Regions from separate parts of the Homo sapiens genome. Here region 2 is linked to region 1. The links are chromatin loops, found by intact Hi-C in ENCODE. Cell type or tissue: chondrocyte. All regions are shown on one strand. Each heading gives the region's core, and the rest is flanking DNA. Links, peaks and the distances in the headings are about the cores only. Region 1 overlaps DDI2 (DDI proteasomal shuttling factor 2). Region 2 holds the start of AGMAT (agmatinase (putative)).

What was found. Hi-C counts contacts between places; a loop is a spot of excess contacts. Peaks named below come from ENCODE experiments on the same cell type or tissue, not always from the same donor. Only the 100,000 strongest peaks of a DNase experiment are listed, where the experiment ranks them.
Region 2: it touches region 1 in a loop (4-fold over the local background); 4 of 110 quality-filtered maps call a loop at or near these places.

Annotation. Positions count from the first base shown.
Region 1 is chr1:15,628,288-15,643,299 of GRCh38, forward strand. DDI2 (DDI proteasomal shuttling factor 2) reads left to right here. Exons shown (of 10, transcript NM_032341.5): 3 at 2,038-2,274; 4 at 5,152-5,278; 5 at 10,020-10,147. Among named protein-coding and RNA genes, the nearest start is that of DDI2, 18 kb to the left of the region's middle. In chondrocyte, for the core only: no CTCF peak of the experiment used is centred there; no DNase peak of the experiment used is centred there.
Region 2 is chr1:15,573,304-15,588,315 of GRCh38, forward strand. It overlaps AGMAT (agmatinase (putative)), which reads right to left and starts at 11,748. Exons shown (of 7, transcript NM_024758.5): 1 at 11,393-11,748; 2 at 9,890-10,092; 3 at 6,791-6,839; 4 at 5,556-5,751; 5 at 4,382-4,561; 6 at 1,454-1,538; 7 at 1-421. The coding sequence starts at 11,664. The coding sequence ends at 348. LOC124903854 (a long non-coding RNA gene) reads right to left here. Exons shown (of 3, transcript XR_007065483.1): 3 at 14,919-15,012. RefSeq lists an enhancer at 11,241-11,290 and a silencer at 11,401-11,730. In chondrocyte, for the core only: CTCF peaks have their summits at 11,320 and 11,525; a DNase peak (open chromatin) is centred at 11,367.

The sequences.
Region 1 (15,012 bases), core at 2,170-7,169:
CATCCTCTTCACTTCACCATTTCCTTGGTTGGGAGTTGAAGAAAGTGGCTAGTTGAACCCCTGCTAAAGGGTAGAAATGTTACATCATGAGTTTAAGCATTCTCTTTTTCTATCTGAGGTCCAAAAAGGCTTCAGGATAGTCCCAGACTTGAGACAAGTTTGTTTGTTTTTTGATTTTTTAGTTTATTTAAAATCCTTAATAGTGCAAGGATTGTGCTATAATTCTGATCACTGTGGAATTGCTTAGTGTACTGTCATTTATAACATTAAGCACAGTTATCCTTAAGAAAAGTATTCAGTTGTTCAGACAAGTTTGACCATCAACTATATTTTTTGGAGTTGAAGGAATGTCGATTGACTCAGGCCTAGCCCCTCATTCTGGCTCTCCTTGTTTACTTTTCTCTTTTTCATTTTTCTTTTTTAAATAACAGTTTTATTGAGATAGAATTCATGCATTTAAATGATTTTTTTTTACTATATTCATGAGTTGTGTAACCATCACCACAATCCATTTTAGCGTATTTTCATTACCTTAAAAAGAAATCCTATACCCATTTATAGTCATTTCCCATTTCCCCCTAGTCTCCGCAGCCTAGACAACTACAAGTCTACTTTCTGTCTCTATGTATTTACCTATTTGGAACATTTCATATAAATGGGGTCATACAATATGTGAGTCCGTTGTGTAAGGATTAAAATTCCCTTTTATCTTCCTTTCATTTTAGTAAGGTCAGTTCCACCTGGCATATAGAACCTGGGAGTTGTAGCTTCTAAACTGTGGTAGCTTTTGGTGTATTCAGCACTGAGAACCTATGCAAGTCCCTTTTCTTCTTTCTTTTCTATAAAATGATGACACTGTTTAGCTCCCCAAGGGCATGAGAAGAGTTAGCAGAGATGCACAGATTAAAGTATAAATTCAGAGAACTATTAAGAACTTCCCTGAGCCAATACGTTTAGCACTGACTTGCAGAATTTAGCATCTAATATTTATGCTGCTCACTTGACATATATAATATCCTTTGATCCGGCCGGGCACAGTGGCTCACACTTATAATCCCAGCACTTTGGGAGGCTGAGGTGGGTGGATCACCTGAGGTCAGGATTTCGAGACCAGCCTGGCCAACATGGTGAAATCCCATCTCTACTAAAAATACAAAAAATTAGCTGGGCGTAGTGGCACACGCCTGTAATCCCAGCTACTCGGGAGGCTGAGGCAGGAGAATCACTTGAACCCAGGAGGCAGAGGTTGCAGTGAGGCAAGATCGTGCCATTGCACTCCAATCTGGGCAACAAGGCAAGACTCCGTGTCAAAAAAAAAAAAAAAAAATTCTTTAATCCAAGCGTCAAGGCTGTTTGAACCATATGTCAGACCAGAGTAGGATTTTTCTCAAGAACAACATCCAGACTTATGCAATTATATTTATTGAAACTAGCTTTAATTTTTTTTTTTTTTTTTCTTTTGAGATGAAGTTTCGCTCTTGTTGCCTGGGCTGGAGTGCAATGGCGCCATCTCGGCTCACTGCAACCTCCACCTCCCGGGTTCAGGTGATTCTTCTGCCTCAGCCTCCTGCGTAGCTGGGATTACAGGTGACTGCGACCACGCCCAGCTAATTTTTGTATATTTAGTAGAGACAGAGTTTCACTATGTTGACCAGGCTGGTCTTGAACTTCTGACCTCAGGTGATCCAGCCACCTTGACCTCCCAAAGTGCTGGGATTACAGGTGTGAGCCACCACGCCTGGCCACTTTAATGATTTAAAAACATAAATTAAAAACCTGATGTCTATTGTGAGATATTTTATAAGCTAAAAATTTGGAGTTACTACCATCACCTTCCCCCTATTTTTCTTCTTCTATCGATTCACTCTCAGCCGGCAGTCTTTATATTCAGAGTCATCATGAGAAAGAACAAGGTTAAAGTCTACAGTTACCTTTGCTGCTGTCATATACCATGTATGAGCAAGTGTTCTGCTGTTTCCTTCAAGTGCTTGTTTTTGTAGAGTAATTTGAGTAAACTGAATTGATTTTCCCCAACAGACTTACCCCGAATAGATTTCAGTAGTATAGCTGTGCCTGGCACATCAAGTCCCCGGCAGCGCCAGCCACCAGGAACACAGCAGTCCCACTCATCTCCTGGAGAAATAACTTCATCTCCTCAGGGCTTGGACAATCCAGCCTTGCTCCGAGATATGTTGCTGGCCAACCCGCATGAGCTGTCCTTGCTGAAGGAACGCAATCCACCCCTGGCAGAAGCTCTGCTCAGTGGAGACCTTGGTAAGCTTATAAATTTGGAAGGCTATTAGGCTGGCCTGAGGTGAAGAAGCTGTGTCATAGCAAATGTGAAGAGACTCAAGCGACACTGTGTCACATGATTTATTGAACATACCAGTTTTTTCTCTGTGAGAGGTAAATTAGTGCTAAAGTCAAAGGCTGAGTTACTTGGAAACAGCAATAGAGTTTTAGCAGTGAAATCCATCTAGGCCACCCCCCTTGGTTTACTTTTTGTTTTCCTCATTGTTTTTGGCAGCAGATAACCTAGGTACTGATTTTTGTTTGTTTCTTTGTTTTTTCTTTGAGACGGAGTCTTGCTCTTTCGCCCAGGCTGGAGTGTAGTGGTGCAATCTTGGCTCACTGCCAGCTCCGCCTCCCGGGTTCATGCCATTCTCCTGCCTCAGCCTCCCAAGTAGCTGGGACTACAGGCGCATGCTGCCACACCTGGCTAATTTTTTGTATTTTTATTAGAGACGGGGTTTCACCGTGTTAGCCAGGATGGTCTCGATCTCCTGACCTCGTGATCCGCCTGCCTCGGCCTCCCAAAGTGCTGGGATTACAGGTGTGAGCCACCATGCCCAGCCAGTACCGATATTTTAACCTTAGTTAGATCTTCAATTAAAGAGATCATCAACAAGCCAGCTGATGCCAGCTGATGCCAGGAAGGTTCAGTGCCCTGTATGGCAAAATGGAATCACCATAACCTCAGTCCACTCCAAGTTATTTTTTGTATTTTTTGTAGAGATGGAGTTTTGCCATGTTGTCCAGGCTGCTTTCGAATTCTTGGGCTCAAGCAGTCTGCCTGCCTTGGCCTCCCAAAGTGCTGGGATTACAGGCATGAGCAGTTGCACCCAGCTAACTTGTAGCCATCTTTATGAATCGAGTTTTCTCTGTAAATTACTCTCATTTTACTCTTGGGTTTATGAGTTAAATTGGGTTAAGTCTAAAAACATAACAGACACTTAATGACTCATTCCTCAATTGACTGTCTTTAAATTGGCAATCTTTACCTTAAGCGAAGTACTCAGATTTTAAATATACAATTCCTTGAGTTTTGACAAACTCCTGTAACCCCAATCAAGACACAGGACATTTCTCTCACTCCAGAAAGTTCCACTGTGTTGCTTTCTAGTCAATCTCCTCTCCTTATAGGTTACTACTGTTTTGATAATCTTATGGTTTAGTTTCCCGTATTTTTAAACTTCATGTATATGGAATAATAGAGTGTCTGCTCTTTCGTGTTAGGCTTTGTTTTTTTTTTTCTTGAGACGGAGTTTCACTCTGTCTCCCAGGCTGGAGTGCAGTGGCGCGATCTCTGCTCACTGCAACCTTCGCCTCCTGGGTTCAAGCGATTCTCCCGCCTCAGTGTCCCAAGTAGCTGGGACTACAGGCGTGCACCACCACACCCGGCTAATTTTTGTATTATTAGTAGAGATTGGGTTTCACCATGTTGGCCAGGCTGGTCTCAAACTCCTGACCTCGTGATCCACCCGTCTCGGCTTCCCAAAGTACTGAGATTACAGGCGTGAGCCACCACTCCCAGCTCGTGTTAGGCTTTTCACTCAACTTAATGCTTTTTAGATCCATCTGTATTGTGTGCATTAGTAGTTCAGATAACCATTGTCATAATATCTTTTAATCTCTTATATCAGCATATCTAATCACCAAAGATGGTGATGATGGGGCATTTAAGTTTGCACACTTAAATGTACCACCATTTAAGAAATTGCAAAATAGGCCGGGCACGGTGGATCACCTGAGGTCAGGAGTTCAAGACCAGCCTGGCCAACATGGTGAAACCCAGTCTCTACTAATAATACAAAAATTAGCTGGACGTGGTGGCAGGTACCTGTAATCCCAGCTACTTGGGAGGCTGAGGCAGGAGAATCACTTGAACCTGGGAGGTGGAGGTTGTAGTGAGCCAAGATTGCGCCATTGCTCCCCAGCCTGGGCAACAAGAGCGAAACTCCATCTCAAAAAAAAAGAAATTGCAAAATAGGTTCTTGTTGTAACATACATCTTATAGCAAGCAGTGTTTTCTCTACTAATTTTCCTGCCTATTAATTCATCAGAACACACACAAAATATAGGTAGACTAAAAATAGTTTATACTTAATGTATCTGGCTTAAGGCAGGGCATGTTATAAAAGAAATGAAACTAGAAGAGGAAAAGGAGATTATATAATGCTGTATTTTGTTTCTAGGTAGTAGGATAATGAGAACAATGAGGAATGGAGGAGTGGAGACATTGATCTGCCACATGGTCACTCCCCACCATTTTAAATTGGAAAGTTGTTACCTCTGAGTAGAAACAATATGATAGATAACTTCTTATAAAAAATTTTTGCAAATACTTTTTTTTTTTTTTTTTTTAAAAAAAAAAAAACAGGGTCTCACCATGTCACCCAGGCTGGAGTGTGTGGTGCGATCACAGCTCACTGCATCCTCGACCTCCTGGGCTCAGGCCATCCCCCCACCCTTGAACCCCCATCCAACAGTAGCTGGGACTACAGGCATGCACCACCACGCCCAACTAATTTTTATATTTTTTGTAGAGACAAGGTCTTGCTATGTTGCCCAGGCTGGTCTCGAACTCCTAGGCTCAAACGGTCCTCCCACCTCAGCCTCCCAAAGTGTCGAGATTATAGGCATGAGCTACCACACCCAGCCACAAATACTTTCTTTACACTGAATTTAAATGATGAAATAGCCTTGACTCAGAGAACAGAAAGTAAATGTAATTGCTCATTTTAAATAAGCTTTAGGCATCCTCTCTGCATCTCTTACAGATGTAGTTTGATAAATTGTTTGGTGTGGAAAAGTACTGATAAACGTTGAAAATATAGTGATATTTAAGATTTTTCTCCCTTATTTTTGTAGAGAAATTTTCTAGAGTCCTGGTGGAGCAGCAGCAGGACCGAGCCCGGAGAGAGCAAGAAAGGATTCGTCTGTTTTCTGCTGATCCCTTTGACCTTGAAGCTCAGGCAAAGATAGAAGAAGATATAAGGTAAAGACCTGTTCATCTAAAGAACAAAACTTAGAGACTCCAGATTTCCCAGACTGCAGGTTATCTGACATTGGTTGGGCATCTGCTTGGAGGTAGCTTCTCTGTTTTGCAGTTGAGATAGTAACCTCAGTCTTTTAGGTTAGTCTCTCCTCTTTCATTTTCTATGCATTTCGATTTGACATGACAAAGATATAGGTGCTTAGTTTAATGACTTTCTTTCTAAAATTTTAAGGAGGACTCCCTGACTAGCAGACAGAGCATCATAACACAGCTTTAGATAAATGACCCCCGGACTGAGCAGAAGCCACCATCTGGTGAGACCACAAGGCTGGTTGCATATTACATGGGCTGATTTGACTCTCTTTCTTTAGACATATTGTATAAGTCCTGATTAAATCCAGGGCTTAAACATGATTGGATTAGAGAGGGCTCTGCGCCGATGGAACGTTGGTAGTCCTAAGTCTGTTTTCCTGCTGCATTTCTTGTACTGGCCTCAGTGGATAAACTGAATGCTGGACATGTTTCCAGCTCTCAGTTTCTGTAATGCGGTGGTTCTCACCTGGGGCTATAGTAAAATCACATGAGAAACTTTTAAAAATGCAGATGCTTGGACTCTTCTCCCAAATCTGATGAATCAGAATTGTCGGGCATGGAGCTCAAGCAAGGACAGTGACGCTGTTCCGGCCTCAGTCACACTGATAGTCACAAGCAAGATTCTGTTCAGTCATTCTCTGAAAAAAAGGACAGCTGCTTTTCCTGCCTCAAGTCAGTTTTTGTTGCTAATTGTGAAGAACTTAGTATAACTAAGAAGAAGATAACAGCAACGATACTTACTACACTTAGACTGCTTGGCCTTTTAGGGACCGTGTCATCATTCCGGTTACTTAAATGAAGCCTAACTTGGTCATTGTATTACACTATCTATCAACTTAGAAATTAAATCATGCTTTTTTAAACTTCTTATTCTTTTTATCTTTTTTTTTTTGAGACAAGGTCTCACTCTGTCACCCAGGCTAGAGTGCAGTGGCACAATCACAGCTCATTGCAGCCTGGACCTCCCCGAGACTGAGGTGTTCTCACCTTAGCCTCCCGAATAGCTGGGAATACAGGCATCTGTCACCACGCCCAGCTAATTTTTTCATTTTTTGTAGAGACAGGATTTCACTGTGTTGCCCAGGCTGGTCTTGAACTCCTGAGCTCACGCAATCCACGCGCCTCAGCCTCCCAAAGTGCTAGGATTATAGGGATGAGCCACTGCACTTAGCCCGTCCTTCTTCTCAATTGATCTTCCTTCTGACCTCAATTGATCTCCTACCTCAGCCACTCAAAGTGCTGGGATTACAAGTGTGAACACCATGTCCTGCCTCTTACTCTTCTTACTACATTTGAAATCAGAAATACAGGCTAGTCCTGGTGGCTCATGCCTGTAATCCCAACACTTTGCTTGAAGCCAGGAGTTTGAGGCCAGCCTGGGCAGCAAAGTGAGACTCTGTCTTTACAAAAAATAAAATAAATTAGCCAGGTGTGGTGGCATGCACCTGCAGTCCCAGCTACTCAGGAGGCTGAGGCAGGAAGATCACTTGAGCCCAGTAGTTGGAGGCTGCAGTAAGCTATGATTGTACCACTGCATTCCAACCTGGGCAAGAGAGTGAGACCCCCATCTTAGGAAAAAAAAAAAAAGAAATATAATTGTACACTAGAATTAATTGACAGCCCTAAGTCATTACGAAATTCCATCTCAAAAAAATAAATAAGAATAGAAGTGAAATAGAGAGTGTCCATAAGGCTCATGTTTCTTTCTAGGGCTTGAATGAAGGAAATAGGGTGACACATCTATTCTCTTCCCCACCCCAGGCCCAAGACGGAGTCTTGCTCTGTCGCCCAGGCCTGAGTTCAGTGGCACGATCTCGGCTCATTGCAGCCTCCGCCTCCCAAGTTCAAGCGATTCTCCTGCCTCAGCCTTCTGAGTAGCTGGGATTACAGGCATGTACCACCACGCCCGGCTATTTTGGTATTTTTAGTAAAGATGGGGTTTCACCATCTTGGCCAGGCTGGTCTCAAACTCCTGACCTCAGGTGATCCACCCTCCTCATCCTCCCAAAGGGCTGGGATTACAGGTGTGAGCCACTGCGCCTGGCCACATCCATTCTTTGAAAGGTGAAAACCTTGTACCTCTGAAGAGACTCTCTACATATGGACCCCAGAAAAGCCAAAGTAGCTGGTGTTATTGCAGAGGATTTTTTGTTGAAACTCATTTGGGTTGGAGTCCATGCAAGATGAAGTATACAATTAATTTTAGGTTATTTCTATGTTTAATAATGTGCAATAGCATAAAACCTGTGTAATTATATAAAATGTCTATTAAAGTTTCATATGGCTTGCTACACCAGTGATTACACAGGGTAGGTGAACACAGGTTCGATAGCTTTCATATTTGCCTAAAGGAAGGTGCTTTTGACTTTCTGAGTTTAAATTTTGTTGCAAAATGACTGATAAAGCTATCAGTTCACTTGAGCTAGATGATTATTATGAAAAGAACAGAAACTGTAGTTAGAGCAGGAGTCAGCAGAGTTTTTTTTGTTTGTTTTGAGACAGGGCCTCCGACGTTTAGGCTGGAGTGTAGTGGCACGATCATGGCTCATAGCCTCAACTTCTTAGGCTCAGGTGATCCTCCCCCATCAGCCTCCTGAGTAGCTGGGTCTATAGGCACACCACCACACCTGGCTAATTTTTCTTGTATTTTGTAGAGACGAGGTTTCGCCGTGTTGCCCAGTCGTGTCTTGAAGTCCTGGGCTCGAGTGATTTGTCCAGCTCCCAGAGTGCTTGGATTATAGGTGTGAGCCACCACGCTTGGTGTGAGGTTTATTTTTTGTTTGTTTGTTTGTTGAAGAGACAGGGTCAGCACCATAAAACAGGGCAAAAAAAAAAAAAGTATCTTGCTCTGTCGTCCAGGCTGGAGTGCAGTGGTGCCATCCTAGCTCACTGCAGCCTCAGCCTCCCAGGCCCAAGCAATCTCTTGCGTCAGTCTCCTGAATAGCTGAGACTACAGGCTTGTGCTACCACGCCCAGCTAATTATAGTGATAGGGTCTCACTGTGTTGCCCAGGCTGGTGTCAAACTCCTGGCCTCAAGTGATCCGCCTGCCTTGGCCTCCCAAAGTGCTGGGATTATAGGCATGAGCTGCTGTGCCAGGCCTTAGTGGACTTTCTATAAATGGGCAGATAGTAAATATTTTAGTCTTTGCAAACCATACAATCTGTGTTGCTCATGTTCAGCTCCGCCACTGCCATGTGAAAGCAGCCATAGACAATAGGACAATATGTAAATGCACTATATCACTGTGTTTCCATAAAACTTTTTTTGCCTAAACAGCAGGCTATGATTTACCAACCCTGGATTTACAGTGTAGGTTATCCCAAATCTTAGAAGCTGTTCTGTTAGTGTCTCAGTCTTCAGGTAAGTTGCCCAACCGCTGACCTAGTTTCCATTAATGTTGGTAGTATTTGATAATGTTTTTAAAAGGAGATTGATTCATGCTGTTTTAAGGGAGTAGAAAAAAATTGGGAATAAACATGAGATGTTGGAGTAAGCAAGAACTCCCTTTTGTTGCTTTTCTCGTGTAAGAATTAGAGTTGTGTTGATTTTTTTGTTTTCTTTTCCTTCCTTTTGGTGGGGAGAGATGGGGTTTCACCATGTTGCCCGGGCTGGTTTGAAACTCCTGAGCTCAAACTCCTGAGCTCAAGGGATCCACCTACTTTGGCCTTCCAAAGAAAGTGCTGGGACTACAGGTGTGAACCACTGCACCTGGCATGTTGATTTTTTTTGTTTTTGGTGTCTCGCTCTGTCGCTCAGGCTGGAGTGTAGTCGTGCGATCTTGGCTGCAACCTCCGCCCCCCGGGTTCAAGCAGTTCTACTGCCTCAGCCTCCTGAGTAGCTGGGATTACAGGTGCATGCCACCATGCCCGGCTAGTTTTTGTATTATTAGTAGAGATGGGGTTTCACCATGTTGGCCAGACTGGTCTTGAACTCCTGACCTCCGGTGATCCACCCGCCTTGGCCTCCCAAAGTGTTGGGATTACAGGCGTGAGCCACCGTGTGCGGCCAGCATGTTGAATTTTTAAACAAATTATTTCATGGATCAAATGAACTATGAAACACATGTAGTTTTAAGTGATGGGTGCAATTTTTTTGTAGCATAAGCTGTTATATGAGCACTGTATACTAGATGCTTTGTACCTCTTGGCAACCTAGGTAACAGTTATCCTTAGTGTACAGATTAGAAAACCCAGTCCTGGAGATGAAGCAGCAGATGCAGCACAAGACGTTGAAATATTTGTGTTTTCTGTTTGTGAACTTTTTGTAATGTTCTGGGCTTAGGAAATGTATTCAGATACCCAGTAAATCCTCAGTTAAAATTGGAACATTCCCGAAATTCTAACATTCTGCCAGAAAAATGGGGTTGTAACCCTTGCTCTCCAGTTTCTTATTTCTGAGCATAGAAAGGCGGCTTAGTGTTTTACAAAGGGTAATTTTTATGCCTTTAGATTTTCTGCCAGCTGTTCATCTTACTGCCTCTTTGGAAATGATCTCTTGCCCCATATAGCACCAATTTTTCTATGACTCGGCTGCTGTGCTTGGGGCAAAAGATATGTACAAATCTGTTTTTTAATATTGTGACTTTGAAACTGATTTCTCTCCATGGAATTAATGCTTTCAGTGTCCCTGGTCTTGTTCTGTTACAGGCAACAGAACATTGAGGAAAACATGACAATAGCTATGGAAGAGGCTCCGGAAAGTTTTGGCCAAGTAGTGATGCTTTATATTAACTGCAAAGTGAATGGACATCCTGTGAAAGCCTTTGTTGACTCAGGTGACGTCTCTGTCTTTTATTTCTTGGTCTCCCCTCCAACATCTTTACCTGACACGGGAGAAGGGGAGGCTCAAGCATCCGTTCAGATGGCTGTACTTTTTTTTTTTTTTTTTTTTTTGAGACAGAGTCTTGCTCTGTCACCCAGGCCAAAGTGCAGTGGCGTGATCTTGGCTCACTGCAACCTCTGTCTCCTCAGTTCAAGCGATTCTCCAGCCTCGGCCTCCCACGTAGCTGGGATTACAGGCGCCAACCACCACGCCCAGCTGATTTTTACATTTTTAGTAGAGATGGGGTTTCACCGTGTTGGTCAGGCTGGTCTTGAACTCCTGACCTCAAGTGATCCACCGTGCCTGGCCCAGATGGCTGTAGTTCTTTAGGCTGCTAACTCACTAGCGTGGGACTTACTGTTTCACTTGCGAGGCATTCTGTTGGTATTAGGTTTCTTTCTTTAATCATTTCTTAACCAGTTTTGTATTTTGTGGTGTCTCCTTTTTCTTCCTAACTCCCCTTATCTAGCATCCTGAATTTCTTGGATGTTTCTGTAAAAAACTGGGAATACATAGGTTTAGAAGAAGGAGCTATAAAAGGAGCTGTGTAGAGTATAGGTCAAACACATTTCAGCCTGGCCTGTGCACCAGCACTTTGCCAAGATTTGGGAGGAGTGTAAGGCTATCTGGGTATGGTTCTTACCCTTAAAGAACTTAACAACCAAGTAAGGAGACAGGGATTCTTCTGCTTGAGGGTTCAGTTAATTCACATACTAGTTGGCACCTTTTCTGTCAGTAACAACCGTTTGCTTTTTAGTAAGACTACACCATGCAGCATTTTGTGGGTGTATGACTGAGTGGTCTCATACATCTTAATTCTGGGTTGTCTCACTCAAGGCTGTAAGATAGGTGAGTTCCTAGAGTAGAAAAATTCCTTGCTCAAATAATATTTTCCCCCTTCACTGTGTATTTCTATATAAAAAGAAAAAAAGTATTTTCTTTCATTTGTTCATCTACACATTCCTGAGCACATGCTGGGTTTCAGCTCTCTCTCTCTCATTTTTTAAAGAGAGGGTCTCTGTCACCCAGGCTAGAGTGCAGTGGTGCAGTCAGCTCACTTCAGCCTCCAACTCCTGGGCTCAAGTGATCCTCCAGCCTCAGCCTCTCAAGTAGCTGGAACCACAGGCATGTGCAACCATACCTGGCTGATTTTTTAACTTTTTGTAGAGACAGGGTTCCCCTGTATTGTGTAGGCTGATTGGGAACTCCTGGCCTCAACTCTCATTAAGAGTTTGTACCTTGAGACTGGGTGTAGTGGCTCATACCTGTAATTCCAGCATTTTGGGAGGGTGAGGTGGGAGAATTGCTTGAGCCCAGGAGTTTTGAGACCAGCCTAGGCAACATGGGGAAACCTCGCCTCTACAAAAAATACAAAAATTAGCCGGGTGTGGTGGTGCGTACCTATAGTCCCAGCTACGGGGGAGGCTGAGGTGGGAAGATCACCTGAGCCTGTGGTGACGGCAGAGGTCAGGGCTTGCAGTGAGCTGTGATTGTGCCACTGTGCCCCAGCCTGGGTGAGTGAGACCCTGCCTTCGGGGGAAAAAAAAAAAAGAGTTTGTATCTTGAGATACAGACATTCCTGGGAGTTTAAAAAAAAACTGAAATTATTCAGTTTAAAAAATATCTGTTGTGGGTAGGGCCTTGTGCTGAGTGCTTGGTGATAAGACTTAGTGACTGGAGCCTCAGAGGTCCCCGTGTGAGTGAGAGACAAATACATAGAAGACGCTAATAGAATACTCAGTGTGTATTGATTCCTTATTGTGTGCCAAGCACCATGCTAGGTGCTTAATATAATCATCTTACTCAATTTTATTTCATCCTCAGAATATCTCTATGTACTTTGTTCTATAATTCCTGTTTTATCCATAAGAAAACTTAGATATAGAGAGGTCACATTCTCTACTCTGTCTTTTACACATAAGGAAACTTAGAGGGATCAAGTCACGCTTCCAGGTATACAGAGTTCGTGAGTGGTGGGCTTTGGATTCAGCCCCAGGTCCCCTTGATGCCAGAAATCTCAACCACTGTGCAAAAATCAGGTGAATGTTGGATGGCTGTAGAGACCACATTCTCACTCTGACCGAGGTGCTCAGGAGAGTCTTTCCAGAAGACAGCATTTGAGCTGAGGCTTTGGAAAATGCAGGAGAGCAGTGAAAGGGGCCCTTCTCATCCTGGGTTGCTTACTTTAATAACTTGGCTTTTGTAAATTAAGAAGGAGGAAGAAAAGAGAGAATTGCCTTTCCAAATTCCCTTTTCCTTCATTATTTCTGGGCCTTTTTGAATCTAATCTTTCTCAAATGCCAAGAACTTTTATTACTTATAAAGTGTAGGGTACCTGTGAGTAATATGAGCAGGAAGTGTTGGAATTGAGTGAGAGGCGAGGTCATTGCAAAAGGGCAGTCAGTTAGGGAGGAAGTGGGTCTTGAGCTAGATCTTGAAGCATCGGTGGAATTCAGGAAAAAAAGCAGGGCAGGGACCATTTTACAGGAGGGTCAAAGTGAGTGAATGGCAAAGGGGACATATTCCTCCTGCTGAAGCAGAGGGTTTAGAGTAGTTAGAATGTACGGCTGGAAAGAAATGGTGGAGCCAGGATGGGGTGGGATCTGAAGCTGTGGTGATGGTGGTTTGAAACTAATCTCATAAGGAGTGGAAACCATTGAGGACTTTTAAGCAGATGAAGAAGTAAGTGATTTGAAAATGGTGCTATTGGCCCAGTGCAGTGGCTCAAACCTGTAATCCCAGCACGTTGGGAGGCTGAGGCGGGTAGACCATTTGAGGTCAGGAGTTCAAGACCAGCCTGGCCAACATGGTGAAACCCCATGTCTATTAAAAACACAAAATCAGCCAGGCATGATGGTGGCACACCTGTAATCCCAGCTACTTAGGAGGCTGAGGCAGGACAATAGCCTGAACCTGGGAGGCAGAGATTGCAGTGGGCTGAGATCACATTACTGCACTCCAGCCTGGGCAACAGAGCAAGACTGTGTTTCCAAAAAAAAAAAAAGTGACATTTTAGGAAAACTAAAGGTAGACACAGATCTGGAAAATTCTGTACCCCTAAGGGTCACAACAATATCCTTGCTTTAAATTACGCATCCACGGAGTGGTTTGGAAGCCAGAACAATTGTCCTTTTGCAAGGGAATGGCAGTGTGAGCCAGGCTGATCACTATGGTTAGAAGAAAGAGCATCAGGACAGGCACAGTGGCTCAAACCTGTAATCCCAGCACTTTGGGAGGCCAAGGCAGGTGGATCACCTGAGGTCAGGAGTTCAAGACCAGCCTGGCCAACATGCTGAAGCCCCATCTCTACTAAAAATACAAAAAATAGCCGGGCATGGTGGCACTTGCATGTAATCCCAGCTACTCGGGAGGCTGAGGCAGGAGAATCGCTTGAACCCAGGAGGTGGAGCTTGCAGTGAGCCGAGATTGCACCATTACACTCCAGCCTGGGCAACAAGAGTGAAATTCAGTCTCAAAAAAAAAAAAAAAAAAAAAGGAGAAGAAAGGGCATCAGAAATAGCAGAAATTGCATAGACCTTATTTACAGGTTTGAGAGAAGAAAGACTAGGAGAAGAGTCAAAAGTGAACAGTGCCCAGGTTTTATGGCTGCAAGAAAATAATCCCATTGGCAAACACAGAGAAATCCAAAGTGAGAATTATTTGGGGAGAAAGAGTTTTATGCCTGTTGGCTTTGACAGAAATGTCCAGTGCACAAGAATGTAGAACTAGAGTTTCAGGGAGAAATTAGGACTGTAAAGATTACAGAAGCGACTGTCTTCTACATAGGCCAACCCGCCGTGTACATGTTTCTGGGAGAGAAAATAACCTAAGTGCCCTCATATTTAAAGGGAAGAGAGTCTGATTGTTGGAGCAGAGTATGGGAGTCCACTTCTAAATTTTGGAAGACTGCATGATTTATTAATAGTAGACTATAGTGTCCCAGTGTGGGGTTTTTGTTTTTAATTTTACTTTTTGAGCAGATAAAGTAGTAAATAATGTACTTACTTGTTTACATAGTGAGACGGGATATTGCTATGTTGCCCAAGCTGGTTTTCCACTCCTTGGCTCAGGTGATCCTCCCGTCTTGGCCTCCTGAAGTACGATTACAGGCATGAGCCACTACACCCAGCCCAAAATTTGATATAAAAACAACTTGATAGGGCCAGACACTGTGGCTCACACCTGTAATCCCAACACTTTGGGAAGCTGAGGTGGGCAGATCACTTGAGGTGAGGAGTTCCAGACCAGCCTGGCCAACGTGGTAAAACCCCATCTCTACTAAAAATACAAAAATTAGCTGGACGTGCCGGGTGCAGTGGCTCACGCCTGTAATCCCAGCACTTTGGGAGGCCGAGGCAGGTGGATCACGAAGTCAGGAGATCGAGACCATCCTGGCTAACACAGTGAAACCCCACCTCTACTAAAAATACAAAAAATTAGCCGGGTGTGGTGGTGGGCAACTGTAGTCGCAGCTACTTGGGAGGCTGAGGCAGGAGAATGGTGTGAACCCGGGAGGTGGAGCTTGTAGTGAGCTGAGACTGCGCCACTGCACTTCAGCCTGGGCGACAGAGCGAGACTGTCTCAACAACAAAAAAAAAAACATTAGCTGGACATGATGGCGCAAGCCTGTCAATCCCAGGTACTCAGGAGGCTGACGCAGGAGAATCGTTTGAAGCCAGGAGGCGACGGCTTAGAGATACTCGGTAAGAAGTGCAAAGTACTGCTAATTTAGCATTGCCATCTGTAGACGCAGGACATCACTGCTTTCTACTGGTAAAGTCTTAAAATGTCATTTAATTATTGCATCGCTACAGAATA
Region 2 (15,012 bases), core at 9,041-14,040, 48 kb before region 1:
ATACAGTATTATTTCATAGTTTTTTTAAATGTCATGTTTCTAATGTTTAGATAATCTTGAAAGAAATTCTCCTCACTTCCCCTTTATCCTCCATCTTTCATCAAAGGAAAAAAAATCAAAGCAGTACAAGTACTCCTTTTTTTTTCCCCCAATTAATCCAAGTTCCTTAGAAATGTTGCTGTTTGGGTGAGAATTCTACTGATTATCCCGACTTCACAGCCAGCAATGACACTTTCAGCAGAAAGTTTTCTTGGCATAAACTCTTTAGTTCTCAGACTGCTTACTCATAAGTTCTTCTTGAGAACTTGTCAGCGACGCAATCTGTTTTGTCTTGAAGAGCACAAGACTCAGACGGTTGTCACTTTGGGGAGAGCACATAGCATCTCAAACAGCAGGTTAGCCGCCAGCAGGGCTGTGTTCCCTAAGAAAAAGTAAAACCTCACATGAATACCCTGCAGACGACCCGCTGAGCCAAGCCTTGGGACTCCTCAGCTTTCTCTTCCCCTTGTGCCTCCTTTTCCAGAGCCCTGTCTTGTGCACCCCTCTAGGGTGCCCGCCAGCTGTGAACACGCTTGCCCAGGCTCTCTGCCTCCATCAAGCATCATTTGGGAATCATATTTTAAAATTCAGAAAGTTCTTTGTTTACTCTGAGAACAGATTTTTCCCAAAGGAGAACCTATAATAATGATGTGTACTGTATTATCTATCCTCTGAGGTCGATAGGCCTAATTCCATAAGTTTGTCTACATTAAAATTATTGGGATGGCGTCTGCTTTGAAGATCTTAACCAGCTAAGTTCCTATTTGATAAATATTAACATATATTATTTATGCTTTAGAATTCACTTTGCAATGAAACATCAAAGGAGACGGGGATTGGGCCACCCTGTCACTAGACTACAGGCTGGTTTCTTTCTCTTCTGCTGATTGGTGGGCAAGCTAATGATACTTAACTACCTCCTGGGGGTTTTGTTAGGGTTAATGAGCTCATGTTTGTAAGGTGTGCAGTAATAGGTGTGTTTTCTTCACCATTGGACATGCTCAGCTGCTTCCCCAAGTCATATAAGGGACTCATCTTTTTTTTTTTTTTTTTGAGATGGAGTCTCGCTCTGTCACCCAGGCTGGAGTGCAGTGGCGCAATCTCAGCTCACTGCAACCTCCGCCTCCTAGGTTCTAAGCGATTCTCCTGCCTTAGCCTCCTGAGTACCTGGGATTACAGGTGTGTGCCACCACACCTGGCTAATTTTTATATCTTTAGAGAGATGGGGTTTCGCCATGTTGGCCAAATTGGTCTTGAACTCCTGACCTCAGGTGAGCTGCCCACCTTGGCCTCCCAAAGTGCTGGGATTACAGGCTTGGGCCACCATGCCTGGCCCCATTTTCTACTTATTAACTAGCTTCGTGTAATTTAAGCTACCGGCTGCCCATGGATCTCAGTCTCTTTGCTTACTCACCAGAAAGATCATACGGTGGTGAAACTTCGACAAGATCACAGCCCATCACGTTCAGGCCTTGACAACCCCTGATGATCTCCAGAGCCTATTCAAGATCAAGACTGAGTTGTCCACAGTGGTAATCATTTACAGTGAAAAGCACCCAGTAGAGCTTTTCCCAGCCCACGCCACCCTTTGACTTGGAATTGGCTTTCCCTCCATAAACATTTGTTGACTGCCAGGCACACTGGCAGGCCTCCCAGAGAAACAGATAATGCGTACACAGTCCCTGCTCCTCAGGGCTGCATGGTGTGGTGATGGAGACAAGGAAACCAATCGTTTCAATGTCATGCACCAAGGGCTTCAAGGAAAGCAAGCCCAGAATGGTATCAGCATAGGTAATAGCCTGGAGAGGTGGGTAAGGCTTCCCCAAGGTGGAAATACCCAGTTCAAGGGATAGGCCAGGCAGAGGGAAAAACACAGGCAAAGGCACCAAGATGGGAAAAGTTCAGGTAGTAAGATGTGGCCAGAAGACAGAGTAAGTGAGGGAGACTGATGGGAAGAGAGTGACCTTGTCTGAAAGGGTTCCCATCCTGCAGGTGAAAAGCCCAGAAGGTTGCTAAGCAGAGGGATGAGGAATGTGTTTCAGAAATCCCTCATGAGAAGAGAGGATGGTTACAGCCATTTCAAGAGAGAGAGTTATGGCCACCCTCCTTTAAGATCTTAGAGGATGTAAGGTACTTGATTAGGTTTAAGCAGTCTTCATTCATTTACTCTCAAATGTCTTTGAGTGCCTACTATTTGTATTAGGCACTGTCCTAGGCTCCAAGGACAAGGTAGGGAACAATACATAGGTCCTGCCCTTGGGGAGATTCTAGTCATAACCATTCTGCCCCCGTGCATTTACTCCCAGCACACATTATTGGAGCTTTATTTGGGTGTTTCTAAAACTCTTGAGCTTACCTTGGCAGGTAATTGTGCCATCACATGCACTTTTATTTATTTATTTATTTATTTATTTATTTATTTATTTATTTTTGAGACAGGGTCTCTGTCACCCGGGCTATAGTGCAGTGGTATGATCACGGCTCACTGAAGGCTTGACCTGCCAGGCTCAGTTGATCCTCCTGCCCCAGCCTCCCTAGTAGCTGGGACTACAGGTGCACACTAGCACACCAGACTAATTTTTATTTTTATTTTTAGTAAAGATGGGATCTCACTATGTTGCCCAGGCTGGGCTGAAACTCCTGGGCTCAAACGATCCATCCACCCTGGCCTCCCAAAGTGCTGAGGATAGTGCCTGAGCCACCGCGCCTGGCCCGTTGTATGCACTTTTATTTAAATTTAACCCTAAAAAGATAAGTTTAGTGTTTTTGTTTGTTTTGAGATGGAGTTTCACTCTTGTTGCCCAGACTGGAGTGCAATATCATGATCTCGGCTCACCACAACCTCAGCCTCCCAGGTTCAAGTGATTCCCCTGCCTCAGCCTCCCGAGTAGCTGGGATTACAGGCATGCGCCACCATGCCCGGCTAATTTTGTATTTTTAGTAGAAATGGGGTTTCTCCATGTTAGGCTGGTCTCAAACTCCCTACCTCAGGTGAACCACCCGCCTGATGCCTTGGCCTCCCAAAGTGCTGGGATTACAGGTGTGAGCCACTGCGCCCGGCCAAGTTTAGTGTTTTTGTTTGGTTGGTTGGTTGGTTTTTTTTTTGAGGTGGAGTCTTGCTCTGTTGCCCAGGCTGGAGTACAGTGGCACGATCTCAGCTCACTGCAACCTCCGCCTCCAGGGTTCAAGCAATTCTCCTGCCTCAGCCTCCCAAGTAGCTGGGATTACAGACGCCTGCCACCGTGCCGGGCTGATTTTTGTACTTTTAGTAGAGACAGGGTTTCACCATCTTGGCTAGGCTGGTCTCGAACTCCTGACCTTGTGATCCACCCGCCTCGGCCTCCCAGAGTGCTGGGATTCCAGGCGTGAGCCACGACACCTGGCCAAGTTTAGTGTTCTTTTTTTTTTTTTTTTTTTTTTTTTTTGAGATGGAGTTTCACTCTTTCGCCCAGGCCAGACTGCAGTGGTTCTATCTCGGCTCACTGCAAGCTCTGCCTCCCGGGTTCATGCCATTCTCCTGCCTCAGCCTCCTGAGTAGCTGAGATTACAGGCACCCGCCACCGCGCCCGGCTAATTTTTTTGTATTTTTAGTAGAGACGGAGTTTCACCGTGTTAGCCAAGATGGTCTCGATCTCCTGACCTCGTGATCCACCCACCTCAGCCTCCCAAAGTGCTGGGATTATAGACGTGAGCCACCGTGCCCGGCCAAGTTTAGTGTTCTTAAGAGAGGATACTATAATGTTGTTCCTATGAACTGTTGTTTTCATGACAGATGAACTGAAGGCAGGAAGAGCAAATAAAGGACAAAATAAGGGACTATTATATCCCAGATAGGAAATGAAGGCCCTTGCCAAAATCAATCACCCTTCAGTAAGAGGGTATTCAAACTTATCCTCAGCCCAGAGAACAGAAAAGGCCTAGGTGCTCTGCTCTTAAAATCCTACCTTGGCAGCCAGGCGCGGTGGCTGACACCCGTAATCCCAGCACTTTGGGAAGCCGAGGTGAGTGGATCACGAGATCAGGAGTTCAAGACCAGCCTGACCAACATGGTGAAACCCCATCTCTACTAAAAATACAAAAATTAGCCGGGCGTAGTGGCATGTGCCTGTAATCTCAGCTACTCAGGAGGCTGAGGCAGGAGAATCGCTTGAACCTGGGAGGCGGAGGTTGCAGTGAGCCGAGATCGCACCACTGCACTCCAGCCTGGGCGACAGAGTGAGACTCCGTCTCAAACAAACAAACAAAAATCCTATCCTGATTCCTAAAGATTCGCTTCAAGTCCCAGGAAAATGGGTGTTAAGTGTCTCCACCCCCAGGATCTTCACTGGTGGAATCTCCTTACCTGACTAGGAGTGAGACCAGCAATTTCAGGTGTCCCTGTCCCTGGCGCATAGGCAGGATCCAGAGCGTCAATATCAAAGCTGATATAAATGGGTTTGCCTCCCATCTGCTGCCTGACTTCCCCCATCAGAGGAACCAGCGACTTCATCCAGCAGTCTTCAGCCAGGACTACCCGGAAGCCCTGCAGAGACAGGGACTGAGGTTTCTGTCTGGCAGCATTTACAGGGCATTTCCTGTTTGCCAGCCCCATGCTCAGCTCTGTGTGCACATGACACTTGACCCTCCATCTCCATGAAGAGGGAACTATCCTATTTTACAGGTGAGGAAGGGAGGGACAATGAGTGGTAAGGAAGCAGGGTCAAAGCTGACTGATGGAGTTGGAATCAGAGAGAAGCTTTGCTAAAGCAAGAGTGGGAAACAGCAGCTCACGCTAGCACCTTTTGAATTGCTCTGTCCAGAAGACTGGCCTTGGCACGCTCTAAAAGCAAGGGATTTGGGTCTGTTCCATTGGGGTCTTGTCATACACGTCTATCTGAGAGCCATTCTGCCTAGAGGGTACGAGGACCAGAACTAAGAAGGTGGCAACTCATCTTGGGTCCGGACTTCCTCCCCTCTTTTTTTTTTCTTTTGAGATGGAGTCTCACTTTGTCACCTAGGCTAGAGTGCAGTGGCGCGATCTCAGCTCACTGCAACCTCCACCTCCCACGTTCAAGCAATTCTCCTGCCTCAGTCTCCCGAGTAGCTGGGATTACAGGTGCGCACCGCCACACCTGGCTAATTTTTGTATTTTTAGGAGAGACGGGGTTTCACCATGTTGGCCAGGCTGGTCTCGAACTCCTGACCTCAGGTGATCCACCCACCTTAGCCTCCCAAAGTGCTGGGATTACAGGTGTGAGCCACTGTGCCCGGCCTCCTCCCCTCTTCTAAGCCAGCACCGTCCGAGGGGTTGGTCGATTTCTGCTTGTCTCCCCCGCCCAGCGATAGACTTCCCATGGCCCATAAACCAACTTCCTCACTCCTATGCTCCTTATGCCCCTGATGATGCAAACTCAGCCTTGTATCCCTGCTTCAGACTTGATTAGTAAAGCCCCCGCTCAATCCCTGGCTGCCACTGGTGAGGCAACGGAGAGGAAGACATTTTGAGGGGCAAGGGTGGGGGGCATTCGGTCTGTCACCTGGCTCCGGTTGTATCTGTAGGGATCCAAGGTCGTGGAAGAGCCCCGGATGCCAATCTGCACCACACGCTTACAGTCCAGGAGACCCTCATCCACACACCGGCGGAAGGGCGCCCCGTGGTAGAGCTTCTCTCCTAGGGCCTTGTCGGTCGTGTCCGTGTGCGCATCCACGTGCAGCAGCCCCACTGGGCCATGCCTGATGACAACAGGGCAGCTCAGAGGCCAACCCTCCCTGTGGGGCCCTAGCACAGCCACCCTTCGGGCCACCAAAACTTGGTGACAATTCACAGCCAAAAAGGGGAGACCTGGCATCCGTTTTCTGCCTTGCAACTGGTTCCTGTCTTCTTGAGATCACTTTGCATCTCAGAGGAACAATAAACTCACAGAAGTCAGGCAGGAAATAGACATGTTTTGGCTGCCACCCACACCTATCACCCAGAATTTGCTTCACTTAGAGACAGGATGAGAATCAAGGGTGGTGGCACAGGGGAGCTTGGCTGAAGGCTTAACTAAACCAAGACACACCCTTTCTCCAACCGAGGAAGAGGAAGCTTTAATCCAGCTCTCTCCATAACCTCCATCAACCCCTGCCAGCCACCCAAAATAAACATCTGATCCAAATCCGTGAGGAATAAATGCAGCTTTGAGCAAAGACCTGCACCCTCCCACCTCCAACCAGAATGCCACCCACATGTGCTTCCACAGACACATTCTGGAGCTGCCACCCTCCACCCGGGTCCTTCTGTCTCTTTCTCAAACTAAATTAGCCAAAGTCGGCCAATCCTGGGTAGACTTCCACTACTGGCAAATCAGTCTTTTGATTGAGAAAGGTGCCCTTTCAGGAGGAAACAAGGGCCTCTCAGCAAGGTCCACCATTGTGCCTGTCAGTGTTTGTTTTTGGCCATTGAAGCAAAACAGAAACTGAAGTTAACTGAGGTTGTGTATTTCACTAGAGGCTCATCTTCCAAAAACAGAAGCAAGTTGAAAATGCTGAGCACACATACCAGGAGAGATCTAGGGCAAGGGAGGGTGGCCAGAACTGTTAATAATAAATTGTCTTGGCTTCTAGCTGCTGACTGACAGAGACACCTGGAGCTCAACCTTAATTTTGATCCCCAGAAGCAGCTCATAACCTGAGCCAGCAGCAGTCACCTAATGCCACCAAACAGCAAATAACTCATTCCCTAGCTTCTGGCTTTTGAAATCTTGCTGGGCCCAAGCCATTTGAGACTTACTTTTTTGCCATCGCTTGCAATATGGGATATGTGATTGTGTGATCTCCACCTGCAAAGAGGAAGAAGAAAACATCTGGAAAGTGAATTGGAGGATTACATAGAATAATCTTTTTTTTTTTTTTTTTTTTTTGAGATGTAGTTTTGCTCTGTTGTCCAGGCTGGAGTTCAATGGCACAATCTCGGCTCACTGCAACCTCTGCCTCCCAGGTTCAAGCGATTCTCCTGCCTCAGCCTCCCGAGTAGCTGGGATTACAGGTGTGTACCACCATACCTGGCTAATTTTGTATTTTTAGTAGAGACGGAGTTTCACCATGTTGGTCAGACTGGTCTCAAACTCCTGACCTCAAGTGATCCACTCGCCTTGGCCTCCCAAAGTGCTAGGATTACAGGCATGAGCCACCATGCCCAGCTGAATAATCTTAACTCAATTTTCACCCTTTCAGCCTGGGGGGAGTTATAACCACAGCTACAGTAAGATCTTATAGAATGGCAGGATGCTGAATGAGCCTGGGAGGTCAAGGCTGCAGTAAGCTGTGATCGTGCCACTGCACTCCAACCTGGGCGACAGAGTAAGACACTATCTCAAAAAAATGAATAGCTTGCTGGGCACGGTGGCTCATGCCTGTAATCCCAGCAGTTTGGGAGGCCAAGGCGGGCAGGTCACCTGATGTTGGGAGTTCAAGACCAGCCTGACCAACATGGAGAAACCCCGTCTCTACTGAAAATACAAAATTAGCCGGGCATGGTAGCGCATGCCTGTAATCCCGGCTACTCTGGAGGCTGAGGCAGGAGAATCACTTGAACCCAGGAAGCGGAGGTTGCGGTGAGCCAAGATCGCGCCACTGCACTCCAGCCTAGGCAACAAGGGTGAAACTCCATCTCAAAAAATAAAATAAAATAAATAAATAAATAGCTTGAGCCTAGAAGTTTGAGACCAGCCTGGGCAACACAGCAAGACCACGTCTCTAAAAAATAAAAATAAAAATAGACCAGGCGCAGTGGCTCACACCTTGGGAGGCCAAGACAAGCAGATCGCCTGAGCCCAGGAATTCAAGGTCCACCTGGGTAATACATTAAGACCCCGTCTTTGCAAAAAATACAAAAATTAGCTGGGCATGGTGACAAACGCCTGTAGACCCAGCTACTCGGGAGGCTGGAGTGGAAGGATCACCTGAGCCCAGGGAGGGCAAGGTTGCAGCGAGCCATGTCGGCACCACTGCACTCCAGCCTGGGTGACAGAGTGAGACCGTGTCTCAAAAATAAATAAATAAAAGAGGAAATTAGACAAGTTAAGAGCTACTCTAGGAATTGCCTTTTCACAGTATTCTAGGAAAATGCCTAGAATAGCTCTGTTCAATAGAACCTTCTATGATGATGACAATGTTCTATCTGCACTGGCCCATATGGTAGCCACTATCCACATGTGACACACATGTGACATACATGTAGCTAATATGACTTAAGAAACTGAATATTTTATTTTAATTAATTTGAATTTAGGCCGGGCGTGGTGGCTCACGCCTGTAATCCCAGCATTTTGGGAAGCTGAGGCGGCGGATCACCTGAGGTCAGGAGTTCGAGACCAGCCTTGCCAACATGTTGAAACCCTATTTCTACTAAAAATGCAACAAATTAGCTGGGCGTGGTGGCACGCGCCTGTAATCCCAGCTATTCAGGAGGCTGAGGCAGGAGAATCACTTGGACCCAGGAGGCGGAGGTTGCCGTGAGCCAAGCGGGACAACAAGAGCAAAACTCTGTCTCAAAAAAAAAAAGAATTTAAGTAGCCACATGTGGCTAGTGGCTACCTTACTGGACAGCACAGACCTAGGAAAGTATTCTTTCTGATAATAATAACAGTTAACATTTATTGAAGCTTCAGATATGCCATGCATAGGTCGGGCGCAATGGCTCACGCCTGTAATCCCAACACTTTGGAAGGCCGAGGTGGGCAGATCACCTGAGGTCAGGAGTTCGAGACCAGCCTGACCAATATGATGAAACCCCGTCTCTACTAAAAATATAAAAATTAGCCGGGCATGCTGGCGGGCGCCTATAATCCCAGCTATTCAGGAGGCTGAGACAGAATTGCTTGAACCCGGGAGGCGGAGGTTGCAGTGAGCCGAGATCGTGCCATTGCACTCCAGCCTGGGCAACAAGAGTGAAATTCTGTCTCAAAAAAAAAGAAAAAAAAAAAAGATATGCCATGCTTGATGCTGGGCATTTCATGTGCACTTTCATTATATGCCCCTCACATCATGCAGTGAGTAGGTGTTACTGTGATCATTCCCATCTTACAGGTGAGGGTGTGAAGCATCAAGCACGGTATACAGCAACATTGCTAGGGAGAAGTGCAGCTGAGACTTCAAACCATGCCATCGGGAAACCACACTCCTCCCACTATGCCATGCAGGCTAGGCTCTCTAACTTGGCAAAAATGAATTTGGATATTTAGGAAAAGATCCCTGTCATTTTAAGTATTTGTGAACAAGAGAAAAAGTGAGAGTGGGTCAGGGGTGAGGATAAGGGGAAAGCTGCCCTATAGGTTGATGTAGACCCTGAGCAGGACAAAAACACCCTCTTTGCAGTTCTCCTCGCAAATAAAGTCATTAGAAACATCATCTTGGCCAGGCGCGGTGGCTCATGCCTGTAACCCCAGCACTTTGGGAGGCCAAGGTGGGCGGATCACTTGAGGTCAGGAGTTCAAGACCAGCCTGGCCAACATGGCAAAACCCCGACTCTACCAAAAATACAAAAATTAGCCAGGCATGGTGGTGGGCGCCTGTAATCCCAGCTACTTGGGAGGCTGAGGCAGGAGAATTGCTTGAACCCAGGAAGTGGAGGTTGCAATGTGCCGAGATTGCACCACTGCACTCCAGTCTGGGTAACAGAGTGAGACTGTCTCACACACACACATACACACACACGTGAAATATTCTCTCCCCAGGGATTAAAATAAATGAATTACAATGCTCTCTTTCCTACTGTCTGCACATTTGCAGTGGCTTGCAGGGGAGAAGTAGCTGTACTCAAGCCCCTGAGTACAGGATAAGTAAACCCTGAGTGCAGGGAACTACTCTGGCTCTTGCAGACTGACATTACCCAAGGTCAGAGGAATACAGCCAGCTGCTACAATTTTCTCATAGGCCTCTTGAATTCGCCGGCAGCTGTCCTGAAGGTTGTAAAGATTGACATTCACATCGCCTAGGTCTGCAACCATGAGGGACTGGAAGGGGAGGGCCCCCGTGCTAGGATTGACTGTCCCAAGCATCACTGATTCTTCCCGGATGCGGCGAGGTCCGAATCTGCAGAAGGAAGAATCATCCTGTCAGCCATCATCTGCAGAGATTTCAGGCTTTGCTTAGGCCAGGGCTTCTCAGCCTCAGCAATTTGGGGCCAGATGATTCCGTGTCGCGGCATTGCATAATGGAATGCTTAGCAGCATCCCGGCCTGTACTCACTAGGTGCCAGTAGCACCCTTCCTCCAAGGTGTAACAACCCAAAACGCCTCCAGATACTGCCAAATGTCCCCGGAGTGCAAAACCGCCCCACTTGAGAATCACCGATCTAGGCTATGTATCGAAGAGACTAAATAAGTGTACTAAATGGCATTAGTGAATTTCATGATCTACCTGAGTCTCAGTTTCCTAATTTGTAAAATATTTACCTTGCACTGTAGTAAAAATTAAATGAGGTAATCTATGCAAAGCACCTTGCACTTAGGAGACATTTAATAAGTGCTGGCTTTCATAATTCAGATCAGTACGGTCAGATATAGTGTTGCTGAGCTGAATCAGAAATTGCTGACGTTCAATAACTAGGAAGATGAATTTTGCTTCCTCCGACTTGATCCTAGGAAAATTGCCTTCATTTGAGCATTTCTTGAGTCAGGTGACATCTTCAGATTTGGGGAAGGGGCAGCCAGTTTCTGCTCTCAAATGCAATGTCACCTGCCACTGTAAGCTGGGGAGAGGAGAGGGGAGGAATCCACAGCAGCCATCCCAGCAAGGCCCCAGGATGGGGACACAGAGAAGGTTCAGGCTCCAGAATCCCTTCTTTTTTCTTTTTTTGAGACGGAGTCTCACTCTGTTGCCCAGGCTGGAGCGCAGTGGCGCAATCTCAGCTCACTGCAACCTCCGTCTCCCGGGTTCAAGCGATTCTCCTGCCTCAGCCTCCCGAGTAGCTGGGATTACAGGCCCGCGCCACCATGCCCGGCTTTTTTTTTCTTTTTTTTGTACCTTTGTAGAGACAGAGTTTCACCATGTTGGTCAGGATGGTCTCGAACTCCTGACCTCGTGATCCGCCCGCCTCAGCCTCCCAAAGTGCTGGGATTACAGGCATGAGCCACCGGGCCGGCCAAAATCCCTTCTTGACCAATGATGACACTAAGATGTGGGAGGCCACGCCCATGTTGAGCCCTGGGGTTTGCTTATTGAGGGTCCAGGTAAATCAACCATCTCAAACCATAAGGGGCATTTTGGAGCCGGCCACCAGCTTCCAACTCGACCCGGGGCCAGCAGGGGCGCCTGTCTCGGTGCTTTCCATGCCCGACAGCCAGCAAGCAGTCCCTCCACGTGTACCCGGCCCCCGTCCTTCCGGCCTTACCTCGCCCCAGGCCGGTTGGAGGTCCCAGTATCCAGGGGCACCCCGATGAAGGCAGCGTCCAGCCCCTCGGGGGAGGTCTGCACCGGCAGGCGCATCATGGAGCAGACGCCCACCGGCCGGGCCACGAACTCGGGGCTGGGGGGCTGGTTCCGGGGCGCGTCGGAAGCCTGGCGGCTCTGGCGGCGCCCCGGATGAAAGAGCCCTGCGGCAGGACGCGCGCCCACGCCGGGCCCCGGGCCCCGGGCGCACCCGGACGCCAGCAGCCTCAGCATTGCCGCGCGCGGCCAAGACCTCACCGACCAAACCGCCCGCGAGGCCGCCGCGATCTGGCTGGTCCCGAACGGCGAGGCGAGTGTGCACGCGCCAGAGCCGGAACCCGAGCCGGCTCAAAGGTCAGGGGCGCCCTAGGATCAAGGCGGGGGAGGGGCCCCAGGACCTGCCGTGCTCTCCCCTCAACCCCTCTGGACTTCAGCCTCTGGCAAATAGAGTCAGGCTGGGGGTGCCCACTGGCCGGCACTGTGCCAGGGGTGTCTGCGCCCTGCTCCCCACTGTGGCCTTCAGCAGCCTCTTCTCCCATTCAGAGTAATTGTTTGTTTTTATAGAGACGGTCTCACTGTGTTGCCCAGACTGGTCTCCAACTTCTGGACTCAAGTGATTCTCCCACCTTGGCCTCCCAAAGTGCTGGGATTACAGGTGTGAGCCACAGCAGCCACCCCAGAGTAATATTTTTAAAGCCAGAAAGATATGAAGGAAAATGATCTTTCTCTAAGCCAGAAAAATAGGAAATGCATTTTTTTAAATAATGTATTTTTAAATGTCCAGGGATAGGAATCTCAAGAAGCAGTAAAGTTAGTTAGCTACTTAGCTAGCTAGCTAGTTATTTTGAGACAGGGTCTTGCTGTGTTGCTCAGGCTGGAGTGCAGTGGCACAATCATAGCTCACTGCAGCCTCAAACTGCTGGGCTCAAGCAATCGTCTCACCTCAGCCTCCCGAGTAGTTGGGACTACAAGCGTGAGCCATCGCGCCTGGCCAGTAAAGTCTTTTTAAATAACCTTGTTAAAAAAGGACTAGAGGCCAGGGGCGGTGGCTCACGCCTGTAATCCCAGCACTTTGGGAGGCTGAGGCGGGCGGATCACGAGGTCAGGAGATCGAGACCATCCTGGCTAACACGGTGAAACCCCATCTCTACTAAAAGTACAAAAATTTAGCCGGGCATGGTGGCAGGTGCCTGTAGTCCCAGCTACTTGGGAGGCTGAGGCAGGAGAATGGCATGAACCCGGGAGGCGGAGCTTGCAGTGAGCTGAGATCAGGCCACTGCACTCCAGCCTGGGCAACAGAGCAAGACTCCGTCTCAAAAATAAATAAATAAATAAATAAATAAATAAATAAATAAATAAAGGACTTACAGGCAAGCTGTAAGGAAGGTCACAGTGCCAGAGAACCTGTTACATCCTCTTTATTTCTAAGGGGAAAGAAAAACACACGTGGAAAGAAAGAAGTGATTTGTAATGGAATTATGTGAGCCATTTAGCAGTATTATATATATTATTTTTTCTGATCTCTAAATGTTGAGATTGAATGGAAAAGGCTCACATTTGCATTTACGTTGCAACCTCTACACAAAGGTTGCACATTAGGCCAGGCGCGGTGGCTCACACCTGTAATCCCAGCACTTTGGGAGGCCGAGGTGGGCGGATCATGAGGTCAGGAGATGAGACCATCTTGGCTAACATGGTGAAACCCCATCTCTACTAAAAATACAAAAAATTAGCCAGGCGTGGTGGTGGGCACCTGTAGTACCAGCTACTCGGGAGCCTGAGGCGGGAGAATGACGTGAACCCGGGAGGGTGGAGTTTGCAGTGAGCCAAGATCGCGCCACTGCACTCCAGCCTGGGCAACACAGCAAGACTCTGTCAAAAAAAAAAAAAAAGGTTGCACATTAAACCCCACACCACTCCAGCCTCCACTCTGGAGTGGAGCCTCCACTCTGCAGGTCGGGACAGAGTTTCCTAATGGTCAATTATCAGTGCTTAGTGTTGGCCTTGGGGCAGGTCCCAGCCATTTTCTGGAACAAATGCAACAATCTCTCAGTTATTTTTTCCTTTTTTTCTCCCTTATGCCACTTAAAGGGTCTCAGTTATTCTCTTGACTCCCAAATTCAACTGCTATTTCTTTCATGTTGCTTGTCCTGAATGTATCATGTTCTTACTCCGGGTTTTTCTTTCATTCAGCTCACAAATATTGAGTGTCCGCTATGTGCCAGGCGTTCCAATGAGGTGTCCCCAACATCCACTACTGCTGAGCACCCTCTCTCCTTGAAACGTTCCTCAGGCGGCCTCTTGACTGGGACTCCCCTGGTCTCCTTCCACCTTCGTGGCTCCTTCTCGGCTGGCAATCCCTTTTAATACGGAGGTGATGACTTTCACCCATAGGCAGGTCAACCACAAGCCCAAATCCCAGCCCTGAGCTCCAGGCGACCAATTTCTAACCCTGACCTGGATGCTTGACAGCACCTGGGGTGGGCTGCAAGTTCAGCCAGCGACTTTCCACCTCCCTGTCTCTGATCCTGCTCTACGCCCCCAAATTTAAGAAGTCCTGATGGTTTCCTGCCCCCAAGCCTTCTGCTCATTTCCTCTGCTGTTACTCTGGTCCAGGCCTTCCCACCCCAGCTTTCCAGCTGATCTCACTCTCACTAGTATCACCATACATATGCCTGCCCGGTAATGCTTCCTGGAGCCAATTCTTCCTGTGTTTCCCCTTCTGCAGCTCCACGGGCTTGTTCCTCCAGCCCATGGTCAGCTGCCTCAGCCCCCACTTTCTTGCCTCCTTTCCTTTGTTCATGCTTTTCTGTCTGCCTGCAGTGCTCCACCCCAGCCCTCAGCTCCACATGTCCAATGTTCAGTAGAAGCCCACCCTCAAAAGACCCTGAACTTTTTTTTTTTTTAAGGGAGATAGAAGTCTCGCTCTGTCATGAAGGCTGTGGTGCTGTGGTACAGTCATAGCTCACTGCAGCCTCCACCCCCTGGGCTTGAGCAATCCTTCTGCCTCAGCCTCCCAAGTAGCTAGGACTACAGGTGCACACAACTATGCCCAGCTAATTTTTGTATTTTTTGTAGAAATAGGGTCTCACTGGGTGCGGTGCCTCATGCCCGTAATCCTAGCACTTTGTGAGACCAAGGCAGGCACATGGCTTGAGTCCAGGAGCTTGAGACCAGCCTGGCCAACATGGGGAAATCCTGTCTCTACAAAGAATACAAAAGTTAGCCAAGACTGGTGGTGCACACCTGTGGTCCCAGTGTATCGAATTGGTGGGTTCTTTGTCTCGCTGACTTCAAGAATGAAGCCACAGACCCTCGCGGTGTTACAGTTCTTAAAGATAGTGTGTCCGGAGTTTGTTCCTTCAGATGTTCAGATGTGTCCGAAGTTTCTTCCTTCTGCTAGGTTCGTGGTCTACGCTGACTTCAGGAGTGAAGCTGCAGACCTTTGCAGTGTTACAGCTCTTAAAGGCGGCGCGTCTGGAGTTGTTCGTTCCTTCACGGTGGGTTCGTGGTCTCGCTGGCCTCAGGAGTGAAGCTGCAGACCTTTGCGGTGAGTGCTACAGTTCGTAAAAGTGGCGCGTC